2 separate regions of the Homo sapiens genome follow, and region 1 is linked to region 2. A link is a contact called in ENCODE Hi-C or POLR2A ChIA-PET data. All regions are on one chromosome and are shown on one strand. The core of a region is the stretch at or near the end of the contact, and the rest is flanking DNA. Distances in the headings are between cores, read along the strand shown.

The links. A loop is a pair of places that touch in the nucleus more often than their neighbours do. ChIA-PET counts read pairs that join two places held with the same protein, here RNA polymerase II (POLR2A). Pooled maps may share reads with other maps.
Region 1: a pooled map shows a loop between it and region 2 (5-fold over the local background). The contact joins two enhancer-like sites. A Hi-C loop is called at or near these places in 4 of 50 pooled maps. POLR2A ChIA-PET finds 5 or more read pairs at or near these places in 2 of 52 experiments (HEK293T and HepG2).

Annotation. Positions count from the first base shown.
Region 1 is chr6:7,006,286-7,010,725 of GRCh38, reverse strand. No RefSeq gene overlaps it. Among named protein-coding and RNA genes, the nearest start is that of RREB1, 99 kb to the left of the region's middle. Within about 2 kb of position 1,956, at least 2 of the 41 ENCODE cell types and tissues checked have a DNase peak (open chromatin) inside an H3K27ac peak, as active enhancers do.
Region 2 is chr6:6,916,435-6,920,580 of GRCh38, reverse strand. No RefSeq gene overlaps it. Among named protein-coding and RNA genes, the nearest start is that of LINC03055, 33 kb to the right of the region's middle. RefSeq lists an enhancer at 1,730-1,779. Within about 2 kb of position 1,845, at least 2 of the 41 ENCODE cell types and tissues checked have a DNase peak (open chromatin) inside an H3K27ac peak, as active enhancers do.

The DNA of each region.
Region 1 (4,440 bases), core at 707-3,206, 90 kb before region 2:
GGAGAGGATAAAGCAGATGTTGGCTCAATTAACAATTACCTTGTCAGTGAAGTAAGCCGAATATTACTACCACGGGAATTGGAGTAATGCTACAATTTAATTTTTATTATTTAGATTAAATTGTTGTGAACTTACTATATTTTGTTATTGTGGACTTTACTTATCACATACTATAGGTATCACAATGGCAGGGCCCCAGAAATACTGTTTTCTGGGTTCTCCCCAGAGTATGGTTGATTCCTAGTTTAGTAAACTATACAGCTAATGTGTGTAAACTGTCTTAATTACTGTGGTATCTGGCTTTTTTTTTTAATTGTATAAAAACCTTTTTGTAGAGATGAGCTTTCACTATGTTGCCCAGGCTGGTCTTAAACTCCTGAGCTGAAGTGGCATGCTAGGATTACAGCTGTGAGTCACCGTGCCCAGCCAGGTTTCTTTTCTTTCCTTTCTTCCTTCCTTTCTTCCCTTCTTCCTGCCTCCCTGCCTCCCTCCCTCCCTCTCTCCCTCTCTCTTCTCTTCTCTTCTCTTATTTTTTTCTTTTCTTTTCTTAAGGTCTGGCTCTGTTGCTCAGACTGGGATGCAGTGGTACAATCTCAGCTCACTGAAACCTCCTCCTTCCCTGCTCAAACCATCCTCCCAACTCAGCTTCCCTAGTAGCTGGGACCGCAGCCACAGGCCACCATGCCTGGCTAATTGTGTGTATGTGTGTGTGTGTATTTTTTGTAGAGATGGGGTCTCATGATGTTGCCCAGGCTGGTCTCGAACTCCTGGGCTCAAGCAATCCTCCCGCCTCGGCCTCCCAAAGTGCTGGATTACAGGTGTGAGCCACCAAGCCGCACCTCTGACTTTGTTTCATTTTATTTATTTATTTATTTTTTTTTAGACAGCATCTTGCTCTGTTGCCCAGGCTGGAGTGCAGTGGCACGATCTCAGCTCACTGCAACCTCTGCCTCCCAGGTTCCAGCGATTTCCAGCTAATTTTTGTATTTTTAGCAGGGATAGGGCTTCACCATGTTGGCCAGGCTGGTCTGGAGCTCCTGACCTCAAGTGATCCGCCTGCCTCCGCCTTGCAAAGTGCTAGGATTACAGGCATGAGCCACCACACCTGGCCTGACTTTGTTTTAATTACCCAGTTTCTACATTCTCTTGACTCACCTGCAGATAGAACAGTAAATCTCATTTCTTATTGGCCAATTAGATGTTGTTTTATGATTTTTTAACAAATAGCAGGTTTTCTGGTCTCATCCGCCTTGATGTTGGGATTGCAAAAGGCTCTATCCATCATTTGTGGATATTGTCAAACATATTTGTAGGTGCATGCTTTCCTTGGTCTACCATAATTCTCTTTTCAAATCTTGTTGTTCTTCTGCAGGCATAAGAAGGAACCACTTCATAGCTTTGGAATTGGAGGTAGAAATAACACTCTACTGAAGAATCGAACTTGGTTGCTGTGTTTATAGAGAGCAGTCTCTGACCCGAGGAATGTTCAGATCCTTGTGCTAACGAGCTGTGTTATAATGGAGTTCTCTTGGTCTTAGAACACTGCATTTTGCTGACAGAATTCCCTCAGCTCCATCATGAAACACGTTTTGGTGCCAGAGAGATTGAAATCTGTTGAAACAAAATGATTTCCTCAGTTGGTGATGCATTTGGGCATTTTCCATTCTTGCTAATGAAAAAAAGAGTCTTTGCTCATGTGACTGAGAAAGCCTGGTGAAATATGCCACGAACATCCTGAACTGAGTCCTGGCCCCAGAGCACTGATGGCGAAGTCTTATATTTTGACATGAAGCCCAACATGGCGTAAAGAGCTAGCCAGCATTGTAATGCTGCCTGAGTTGGTCTTTGGCCTTCTCTAGCTTGACTTTTCTGGGGATTGACTACCCCTGGATGCCTGGAGCTTTTCAAGAGGCGATTGTTTCCTTGTGGCTTGTCTATGCTGACAATTCCTGGAGACTCCACCTCCTCTTTGAGTTCCCCTGGGCAGGCTCTATTCCCTAAGAGCGCCACTCTAAGCTTATTGTTTCATGGAAAACCAGTCTTTCAAGACAAAGGGTTGTGGGTCAACAATGGCTTTCCCTTGGAGCTATTTTTATTTTACTAGGAGATTCCTGGTAAAATTACCAGTGCCTTCATCGAAGTAAATAAATCTGTGATGTAGGGAATTTGAGGTATGTGGCATGACAAGTTGGGTAGAAAATTTTGCCTGGGAGAGGGGTTCTTTTCAACAGCTCCTTCTCCCCAAACGTAGGAACTGAACATTTTACAAACCATCCTAGTTAAGTCTCTTCATGTCTGTTTCCTCATCTATAAATAAATATAGATGATGATTTAATAATTGTTTCCTGCTCTAACATTTTCTGATTCCATGAAATAAGTGATTTCCTGGTACCAGTGAGATAGAGGTCATCTGCTTTATTTTCCTAGACACATATGGCTCACCAATTCTTAAAATTTGTATTGAATTTTTGTACACCCAGGTTCACAGTAGCATTATTCACAATAGTCGACAGGTGGAAGCAACCCAAGTGTCTACTCATGGATGAATGAATAAACAAAATATGGTGTATACCTACACGGACTATTATTCAGCCTTAAAAAGGAAAGAAATCTTGCTACATACTACATCAATGAAGCTTGGAGACATTATACTAAGTGAAGTAAGCCAGTCACAAAAAGACAAACATTGTATGATTCTACTTTTTATTTTTATTTATTTTATTTTTTTTGAGATGGAGTCTCACTCTGTTGCCCTGGCTGGAGTGCAGTGGCGTAATTTCCGCTCACTGCAGCCTCTGCCTCCTGGGTTCAAGTGATTCTCCTGCCTCAACCTCCTGAGTAGCTGGGATTACAGGCACATGCCACCACACTCAGCTAATTTTTGTATTTTTAGTAGACACAGGGTTTCACCATATTGGCCAGGCTGGTCTCGAACTCCTGACCTCAAGTGATCCTCCTGCCTCAGCCTCCCAAAGTTCTGGGATTTCAGGCATGAGCCACCACACCTGGCTACTTTTTATTTTTTTTTGAGAGATAGGGTTTCTTTTTCTTTTTCTTTCTTTTCTTTTGAGACAAGGTCTCACTCTGTTGCCAAGGCTGGAGTGCAGTGGTGCAATCGTGACTCATTCCAGCCTCAACCTCTGGGCTCAAGTGGTCCTCCCACTTCAGCCTCCCAAGAAGCTGGGACCACAGGCCTATGCCACCATGCCTGACTAATGTTTTGATTTTTTTTTTTTTTTTTTTGCAAAAACGGTCTTGCTATGTTGCCTAGGCTGGCCTCAAAATCCTGGGCTCCAAGCCATCCTCCTGCCTCAGCCTCCCAAAGTGTTAAGATTACAGGTTTGAGCCGCTATGCCCGGTCAAGACAGGGTTTCACTGTGTTTCCCAGGCTGGAGTGCAGTGGCGTGATCATAGCTCTTGTGTAGCATTGAACTTCTAGGCTCAAGCAATCCTCCTACCTCAGCCTCCCAAGTAGCTGGGACCTCAGGCACGTACCATCACACCTGGATAATTTTTTTATTTTTAATTTTTTGTAGACTTGGTGGTCTGTGTTGCCCAGGCTGGTCTCAAACTCCTGGCTTCAAGTGATCCTCCTGCCTAAGCCTCCCAAAGTGCTGGGATTATAGGCATGAGCCATAGTGCCTGGCCCAGATCATTTTTTAAAATTGTAGGTCATGAAACAGGAAGGTGCATGACATATTTGCCAAGTATCGCTACTCACTTAAATGTAACAGATGTGGTCTGATACAGAAAATGTGTGGGTGATGGAATGCTCTCCTCCTTTCTCATTCTCGTGATTATGATAAAAAGGTCTAAGCAAGCATGTTTGTACCCCTCAAGCACTGAATTTAGATTTGGAATTTCCTTTTAAAAAAAACACTTAGTATAAAATGTAAAGGAACTTATTAAAAGGAAATAATGAGACTTATTTCTTTCTAAATAAGAGTCTCTGCATGCATCTGAGATGAGTCCAGAGGTCACTGTTTAGCATGACCTTGGAACACTCATCATGTCGCTGCACAGATAGGAAAATGGCATCAAGGCAGGGCTGGTGGGAGCTGGAAGGGAAAGCATCTAGACAAAGCCAGCGTGGTTATTTAATTTTCCCTGCCTTTTTTTTTTTTTTGAGATGGAGTCTTACTCTTCTCCCAGGCTGGAGTGCAGTGGCACAATTTCAGCTCATTGAAACCTCCATCTCCTGGGTTCAAGCGATTCTCCTGCCTCAGCCTCCCGAGTAGCTGGGATAACAGGCATACGCCACCAGACCTGGCTAATTTTTGTGTTTTTTTTAGTAGAGATGAGGTTTCGCCATGTGACTAGTCTAGAAATCCTGACCTCAGGTGATCCACCCACCTTGGCCTCCCAAAGTGCTGGGATTACAGGTGTGAGTCACCGTGCCCGGCCTAATTTTCTCTTAATGCAACTTTTTTTTTTCCCAGC
Region 2 (4,146 bases), core at 596-3,095:
TCATGGCTAAATACTGGCATTGGTAGGAGGAATGCAGAGCTCTGATAAGGGCAACAGTAGCACTGGCTGTGAGTTACAGAGAGAATGAGTTGGCGGTATAGCCAGGAGAGGGTTGAAGGGCTGCCAGTTGTATAAAGAGGTTGAGTAATTGAAGGACCTTGTGAGAACAGAGATCAGAAATTTGGAGGTTATTAGGGAACAAGATGGCCCCTGGGGAGAGGTGGATCTTGGAAAGGTTGTGATTTGCTAGGGGAGCAGGTGCTGAGTTAGGCTTGGGTGAGCGCTGGCAGTGGCCAGGCTGGGTATGATGCAGAAACACTCTGATAAGTGTCATTTACATGGGTGGCATAGGGAGAGGCCACTTACTGGCAGAGAACTCGGACTGGAATTGAAAGGGAAGGACGGCCACACCCATCGTCACCACTGAATGGTGGGGGTCAGGGGAGACAAGGCAGGAGGAAGGAGATGTCTTCTCCAAGGAGAGGCAGGAAGCTGAAGAAAGAGGCGGGAGAGGAGGTGTCTGCATGATGGAAAGCTGGCAGAGGTGGCCCCAGTGCATGAGGCAGGGTGAGGAGATGCCGCTGGAAGGAGGCGACGGGGAGGTGGACCGGTGAGGAGGGATGGTTGATAGGGTTAGTACCAGTTGAAATGCCCTGTCTCCCGTAAAGGAGGCAGATAAACCACGTCGCAGAAGCACTGGGTGGAAGTAGGAAAGAGCCACATTAGAGGCAGGGAGGAGTTAACATGGCCTTGGCGGGATATTGCAATTGACTAAGAAAGCAGAGTTAAAGAGGAATGGGTGTGCATGGGCATGCGTGCACACACACACATACATACACACACACACACACACACCCTTGCTTTCTCCAAGGTAAGCTCAGGGATTCTGGAACAAGAGGAATCCTAGGTTTTGTGTCAGAGTGACCCTTACCAGGTGGCTTAGAGCATGCCCAGTCTGAATAAGGTTTGGAATTCTTTGAGGGTCTTGGTGTAACTGGACCCTTGTGGCCTATTACAGTCAAGATCTACACCCCCAGCTGCTTGGAATAAAACAAGTTTCTGATTTGCTTTTTTTCATTTATGCCAAAACATCCTAAACCAAAAAACCAGAAGACACATTATCAATTAAAGTACTAGGGTGTCCAGAGCTGAGACCAAATTGTTCTCCATCATATTTTGCGATATTTACCAACTTGCTTTTGCATGACTCAAGTTTATGTCATCAGATTATTTTGCTTTTAAAGCACTCTACTAAACATATAGCTAACCTTTAAAATTAAATGCATAATTTATACTCATTATAACATATTATGTGGCTTCAGTTACATTGTAATCTTTTGACCACATACTTTAATAGCGCTTGGCTTTTTTGTAAATGCCTAGCAACAATGTATTAGACATTATTGCATCTATTATGTTAACACTCACAATTTGTGTTATTGTAAAGCAGTTTCAAAAAACAGTTGAGCCTACAGTGCACACGAAAGTGATCTGAAAATCTTTTTCAATTTAGACGTAGGACTAAATGTAAAATATAATTCCTGAAGGATCTTAATTACTACAGTCTGTGTGTGTATTTGATAAGACTTGTGGAATCCAATTGTTGTTAAATTTTTATATGATGGACAAGTAGGAATGCTTTGGGGCCCCGTCGCTGTTAATAAAGCTCTGAGTCGCAAATATCACACACTTGTCAGACATGAATGGTCCTTTCTTTCTTAAGCTGCTGTGATGTCATTTTGCCTTATTTGGCTTCTAGCCTGGGTTCTCTTTCCAGTGCAGTCGACAGTGATTAGTCATTTCAGCAGGACTTCCCCATCAACATCTGCTCCACCAGCCAGTTACATGTGAGAAAACGTGGGATGGTGCTTTGAAATTGCAAAGGCTTATTGTGCAGATGGCGGTGAGGAGGAGATCTCGGCTACCCCACATGAAAGACCAGCGCAGTGGAGGATACCTCTCTCCACACCCACACACACGCTCCTGCTCAGCCTGCAGTTGCTCATTCTCTAGAGAATCCTCCCCAGGGAGTTCACACCTGCCTTTGCAAGATGCTTCCATGCACGGATTGGTAAGACATGGTCCTTGCCCTGGAAGAGGCCACTATCTGGGAATACATGTCACTTCCCACGTTTCTGTGCTCACAGCTTCGCCTCCCATCTCTTCCTTTGGAAGGTCCCAGCTACTTTCCAGTGGTCAAAGATTGGTGGCTTCTTTTTGAGCCTTGTCCTGGTTGACTTGTGTGATGGAAAGAGCACTTGAATGGGAGTCAAAATATTTGCTTTAGAATTTTAACTTGGTTTTTCACCCACACTGACCTTTAATTCTTTCAGTCAATGGTTGTTCTTCAACCTGAGCATGGTGGTTGCATTCCTTGGCCTGAGAGCCTTCCTTGGCTTTCCATTGCTTGTGGGGTACATTACCAATTTTATTTTTAGCCTGGCACCCCTTTCCCGTGTTTTCTGCCAGGTTCCCCCAAGCCCATGTGTACTTGGCATTCTCTAAATAATAGTATTTTAGGCCTGGGTTCTTACCGAATCTATACACTTGGTCCATAAGGCCCCTCCTTCCAAATTCTCCCTCTGCTTCTCCCCGCCGCCCCCACTGCTTCCCCCTCATTCTCCAAGGCTCAATTAAAAACTCATATGGTGAAGGCTTCCCCAACCTCCAGGCAAATTGAAGTTTTTATGCTTAATACCCATTTATTCCAACCATATTGCATCTTATAATGTATCATAGCTATTTGCATATTTGTTTATCAGTTTTACTGGATTATGGGCTTCATTATTTCATTTAACCTACTTTCTCATTGTGTCTGGCATTTAATAGGTGCCTAATAAAATTCTATTGATTACAAATGGGTAATTTAACTTCTCCACTTCCCCAGACTGACTACAAGCTTCTGGGGCAGCCAATCTGCTTTTCCTCTGTCTTTTCTCCATAGAACTCAGCTCAGTGACTGTCACATAGTAGATGCTTAATAAATGTTGAAAGTGGTAATGTAAGAAAGTGACTGAATAAAGCAGCAATGCAGTATTTGCTAGACAATATTCCAAGTTGAGGGGTGAAGTGGGAGAAAGATGGTAACAATGTTAATTTTAGGGATGGAGAACCTGCAGGAAAAAGGACATCTTGTGGGCATGACTCTAGGCTGTGTAGTTTGCTACTCATTTCACTTCTGTGGCCACTCCCCCCGGATCTCATCTCAGGTAATGCCAGTGCACTCTGTCGACAAGGCCACGTTCCCCACTGACTCACCTCACAGAAGCCTTTGGGTCTTAGGAGAGCCAAAGATTCTCGCCAACTGAGCACCTCCACCAGGTGGAACGTGGGCAAATGGGAGAATAACCTTAATGATCCTTGTCGCCCCCAGAAGGTCAGGGCTTGTTTATTACCTGAGTCCTAAGGCCCTTGCTGTTTCTGCCCTGCTGGAGATCACAGTGGACCCCAGCTCAGTCCAGCTTCCCACCAGGGCAGCAGGCCCTATGTGACCAACACAGAGTCTTCATTAGAAAGTGTGGGTTTCTATTTTTCAGTTTTTCATTTTTGGAACCCGGCTCACTTGCTCTGTAACATTTAACAGTTTCTGTTGCTGTGTTCCAGGCATTTTGCTAGGGGCTGGCACCCAGTGATGGGTCCAGTGAATGCAGTCCCTGGTCTCAGGGGCTCTCAGGCCAGGAGGGGAGGCTGCAGACGCTCACACATTGGCCCACACTGGACTAGCACGCAGGTGGGGTGCTCTGCAGGGGAGGTGGGACCAAGCACACAGTGCACAAACGAGGGGCCTAGGGAGGCCTGGGAAGTGACTTGGCCCCCAGGGCCTTCTGTCTGGACTGATGACTCAGGGCAGCCAGGCCGGAGAGACAGGGCAGGCCACTGAGAACGAATCAAGTAAGAGGCTAATGGAGGCAACAGTACAGGGAATAGGAAAGAACTTCCAGAGTGTTCTTTTCTCTGCCCACGTGGCAAGGTGAAACTTATGGCTAGGTAGACTTCTACTCTGTTATACCAAGTGCTGCCTGCCTCCTTCTGCTTTCCTTCCTCCCAAAAGTTTAACTCTGTCTCCATTTTCTCTCCATGAGCACAGGCATGTGGAAGTGTGGCATCACACACACACACCCACACCCACACACCCACACCCACACA